2 separate regions of the Homo sapiens genome follow, and region 2 is linked to region 1. A link is a loop called in an ENCODE intact Hi-C map of the cell type or tissue named here. Cell type or tissue: HepG2. All regions are shown on one strand. Region 1 has its middle 390 kb from the start of LRRTM4-AS1. Region 2 holds the start of GCFC2 (GC-rich sequence DNA-binding factor 2).

Region 1 (2,500 bases):
TGTAACCTTCTCCTGGGGAATAAGAGTAACTGAGAAAAACTATCATATGGGATGAGAAGAACTTTTTGAAAGCAAAGGAAGAAGGTCATATTGTCTACTTCAGTTCAAAAACAAAATTTTCAGCCCAAGTATCCTTAATGGCAGAGAGGAGTTAAACATAGACTGGAGGAACTGAGAACGGAAGCCCAAAGCTGATTTTTCCAAGATTTAATTGGCTTTATTTTTTCTGTGAAAGTTGTAAAACAATCCTGAGGTAAATTTACAAAATTCAAAAAGCACACATGCACAATTAGTGGCCCACAACTAACAGATCCATATATATTATCCTAATCTTGTTTCTGCATGTAAGTACATATTTTTAATTAATTAATTCATTCATTATTAAGAGCTACCTCTGTTCAATCTAGATCAGCAGCTCTCAACCAGGGCACCTTTGCCTTCATAGGACATTTGCAAATATCTGGATAAGTTTTTGCCTACTGATACCTAGTGTGTAGAGGCCGGGGATAGTACAGAACATCCTACAATAACAAGACATCCTCTCACATCAAAAAATTATCCATCCCCAAATGTCACTAGTGCTGATGTGTAGAAACTTTAATGTAGATGCTAGGAATTCAGTGGTTTATAAAACAAAGTTGCTGCTTTTATGAAGCTTTTCTCTGTTTGAGTAGTAAACAAATACGTAAAATGGAGGCAAAACATGGGACTTATGGGAACTACAAGATGAAATTTGCATCGGGACACAGAGCCAAACCATATCAGACAGCTGAATTAGAAGCTGGGATTCAATATTGTGATTATTCAGGTCAGTTTTTTTTTTTTTTTTTGCCACCAAATCTAGAGTTTTTATTTTCCTGTTCTATTGTTCAAGAAATACCCCAGAGGGCTGTCCAACTACTTCATTAGTAAAGACACCATGATCAACTAGCAACTGCCAAATAACTCTCCAGGCCAAAGCACTCTGATTACTGCTATGTGCCTGCTTCCCTTTCCAGTAGACATACCCCTCTTGTATTTTGTGGTTAAGCCTGGCCTCTGCTACTCCTGGATTTCATCAACTCCATTGAAATCAGGGAACCCTTCTCAGTGGTAGGAATCTTAGGATCATACCTGACTTACTAAAAGTACACAATTTGAGGTGCTTAGGAAGCTCTTGGCCGCTAGTTGCTGCTAGACACAGTGCAGTGCAGGAGCCTGGCCAGAGCAACACATCAAAACCAGAAAGTAAGTTGTCCTCTTCAAGTGTCCCTCTAGCGCCATCTACTGATAGTTTACATTGTCCTGGCTGTCAAAGAAGGAATATTTACAGGGTCCAAATTCTTCATCATAGAAAAGACAACTTGAAGCTAAGGGGCAATAAATTGATAACTAGCATACCTTCTACTGTAAAAGTTTAACCATGACCATTTGGAGGCTTAAATGGAAGCTTCAAAGCCTTGGGGAACCAGAATTTATTTTTGCTCTGCCCTCATTGAAGATGTCTTAAGAACACAACCAAATACGAGGAAGCAAGATGGAGAAAAAGAAGCAGCATGCTCCTTTCCTTTAAAGTGGTGACTTGGAATCTGTACACGTTGCTTCCACATGTGTACCCATGTCCATAACCTAGTCACAGAGACACAACTAATAGTTACCTGGGAGGCTGCAGTCTTTAGCTGTGCAGCCAGTGACCAACTAAAATTCAAGGTTTCAATTACTATAGTAAGAATGGAGAATGGATATTGAAAACCAACTCCACTGCTATCTCAGTGACATCAAATTTGGAATGTTTATTAGACATCCAAATCTGCCTCATGCACCACCACTAAACTGAAATCATACAGTACCTGTTTTGTGATTGAACTTCTCCATTTAAAATATGTCTCATATTTCATAACGAGAAACATTTTACTGCATCCTGACACCAAATGTTGCATTAGAGTTTATTTTATTAAAAGCCTATAATGTATTCGATCAGTCCCTTACTCCTAGACATTTCTGCTGCTTCCAATTTTTAGTATAAGAATAAAGCTCTATGTATTAGATAAGACTCTGCACACATTCTTATTTTTTTCATGTACGATGTGTTCTGAAAAGCTGTATTATCCAGTCAATAAGTATATGAATTTTTAAATGTTTGGTTATGTGTTGATAAATTACTTCTCAGAACAATATAAACCCACAGTGATGCATGAGATGCCTATTTATATCTCAGAACAATATAAACCCACAGTGATGCATGAGATGCCTATAACACCCGATTTTTGTTTTATTTTTATTACTTGTCCATTTATTTGAGTCATTTGTAATTCTTCCTATCTATACTTTTGTAAAATATTTAATAAGATATGTTGTAATGTATTCTGATCAGAGATTTATACAATGTATACATAATATGACTCCATTTTAATGGGCTATATTTTTTTATGGGAAATATTGATATTTGTATATGGAAATATTGATATTCACTTTTTATCTGCACAAAGTACTTGCTTCCATATGATTCTTTTTAGTTTTC
Region 2 (2,500 bases), 890 kb before region 1:
TTTATTTTTAGTGTGATAAATATTGATAGGTATAACCTACTGAAACAAAAGCTCTTTGGAATCCTTAATCATTTCTAAGAGTCTAAAAGAGGTCCAATTCCCAAAGAGTTTGAGAACCACTATTCTAGAAGGCAAGAGAAAAGGAACTCCTGACTTCAACTTTCATCTACAAAGTTTAACCAGAAAACAAATATAAAAGGTCATGAAAACTTTAGACAAATAGAAGGTCACAAGAAAGACCAAGAAATCACGAAGATCATAAACCTGGAGGACATTATGTTACATGAAATAAGACAGGCACAGAGAGACAAACACCACATGATCTCACATATGTAATCTAAAAAAGTGGAAATCAGAAATCACAGAAGCAGAGAGTCGAGTAGTGGTTAGAAGGGACTGAGTGAGGTTGAGGGTAGTTGGGAAGATACTGGTCAAAGGGCACACATTTTAATTAGACAAGAGGAATTCTATTCTACAACACGGTGACTAAAATTAATAACAATGCATTGCATACTTGAAAATTAGTAAGAGTAGATAGTAAGTGTTCTCACCACAAAAAAAAGTAAGTACCTAAGGTAAAGCAAATGTTAATTAGCTCCATTTAGTCACTGTAGACACATTTCAAACATCATGTTGTACACTATAAGTATATACATTTTTTACTTCTCAATAAATTAATAAAAATCACTTTAATGACAATAAAAAATAATAGGAAGATTTTAGCTCTCAAGACTAACCAAAAACCGTATTCCTCATTAAGCTACAATTCCAACTCAGAGCAGCACATTTTATTTAAACAACTTTATGCTGCCTTACACCTGTATTTAAGAACTCAAAGGTACTTCAAAATGACGACACTATATCTAACACCATTACTGGTACCATCTACAGTGTCATGAATCTCTATCATGCTTCTTTGTGTTGTATATATTACTATTAGTTTTTGCAAATAACTGGTGAAAAAAGAAAATAAACAAAGGGGAATGTCCCAAAACCTAGATTCCTGTACTACTCTGGCTAAATGTTTTCAAGAAAGATAAGTTGGTCAAGTGTCTAAAAGGTACATATAACTTCTGCCCACTTAATAGTATTATAAATTATTGAACTTTGTTGTGACAGTTTAGGTTCTTCATAAACTTTGATAACTGTGTTAGTTATAACTGATGGAGTCAACTGATGGTGAAAACGAAGAGCCTCCCAACTGTACACGATTGTTTTATTTCCCCCAAGGAGTCCAAAAGGCAGATGCAGATAGCGGGCAAGTGCTCGAGCTATTTTCTCGCTCACTACCTTCTGGATAAGTCTTTCTGGATAAGACTCAGCATGGCTTGTGGTCGGCAGCAAGTTATAGAACCCCCAGAGAAGGATCCAGAGACCCCGCGGCCCCTTCCCGCCCTGTGCCGTCACCTCCCCGCTTCCCCGCGTCTCCCTGGACACCTGAGCCTTCGTCCGCGCGGGGAGCCGCTTTGGTGGCACGCCGGGAGCTCGCCCAGACCCGGCCCCGGCCACGAGGGCCCCGAACCCGGTGGGGCAGTCCCGCCACCTGCGCGCGGCCTCCTCCAGAGGGCGGCTCTTCCTCCGCAGAACCCGGGACCGGAAGTTCCCTCGGCGCCCCAGGCTCAGCAGGCGACTCCTCGGCGCCATCGCTGTCGCTGGAATCAGCCGCGCGCTGCCGAAAAGTCCTTTTCGGCCTGTGAGCCATGGCCGAGGCCCGAGCGCCCGGCGCCCTAGAACCCGCTGAACCGCAAGCCGCAGCTTCAGTGCCCGCCCCCTAGGGCGCGCTCCCGCCGCGCCTGGCCGCCGAGTGCGCGCGCCCGTCCCGCCTGCCTTCTGCTCACCGCTACTCTGTCTGCGCCTGCGTGCTTTGGCTCCCTGGATCTGGTAGGCCGAGTTCTGTTCTGGGGCCTGAGTTTGCAAAGCATTCCCTTTGCCAGGTTAGGTTGCGTGGACTGACACCTTAGAGATTTTCACGGCCTATCCGGTCTGAGTCCCACGGAGAGCAGAACTCACGTGCTGTCCTTGTGCAAACCCCATCCAGAAATCAAGCGTTATGCTTTCCGTCCTGGACTGGAGCCAGATCCGTTGTCTTTTACTTTCTGGAGAGAGTGCCCCCTCCAACCAAGATTTAAAACAAACGAAACCCCAGCAGTGTGAGGCTCGGGGTAGGAGGAGATGCCTTTGAGAACAAAACCATAAAGTCTGTACATAAACAATGCATACAGACTAGCAAAAATCAAATGACTTCCCCCAGGCAGCAGGGCTTCAAGAGAGCCTGGTTAAATGTTTTCACCCTTAAAGAAACTATCTAAAAACAAAAAGCTATTGTCTGACGCAAATTTGTTCTATATTCATCAAGCTCTGTCTACTACTGTATCTGTATGGTAGAAATACTATATAATGTTGAGCTACTGCACACCTGTTATCAACTCCATGTTTAGTGGCGTCATATTGAGAGGTGACAGCGGGCCAGCTGGAGTTCCGGGTGGGCATGGGCTTGGCG

The links. Hi-C counts contacts between places; a loop is a spot of excess contacts. Peaks named below come from ENCODE experiments on the same cell type or tissue, not always from the same donor. Only the 100,000 strongest peaks of a DNase experiment are listed, where the experiment ranks them.
Region 2: a loop joins it to region 1, with 4 times the contacts of the local background. A loop is called at or near these places in 2 of 110 quality-filtered maps.

The regions. Positions count from the first base shown.
Region 1 is chr2:76,598,702-76,601,201 of GRCh38, forward strand. No RefSeq gene overlaps it. Among named protein-coding and RNA genes, the nearest start is that of LRRTM4-AS1, 390 kb to the right of the region's middle. In HepG2, a CTCF peak has its summit at 1,222 (motif pointing left); a DNase peak (open chromatin) is centred at 1,230.
Region 2 is chr2:75,709,154-75,711,653 of GRCh38, forward strand. GCFC2 (GC-rich sequence DNA-binding factor 2) reads right to left here and starts at 1,762. Exons shown (of 17, transcript NM_003203.5): 1 at 1,438-1,762. The coding sequence starts at 1,702. It overlaps LOC105374813 (a long non-coding RNA gene), which reads left to right and starts at 1,786. Exons shown (of 3, transcript XR_940260.2): 1 at 1,786-1,881. RefSeq lists a silencer at 1,294-1,593. In HepG2, a CTCF peak has its summit at 1,556 (motif pointing right); a DNase peak (open chromatin) is centred at 1,848; H3K4me3 peaks cover 2,453 bases.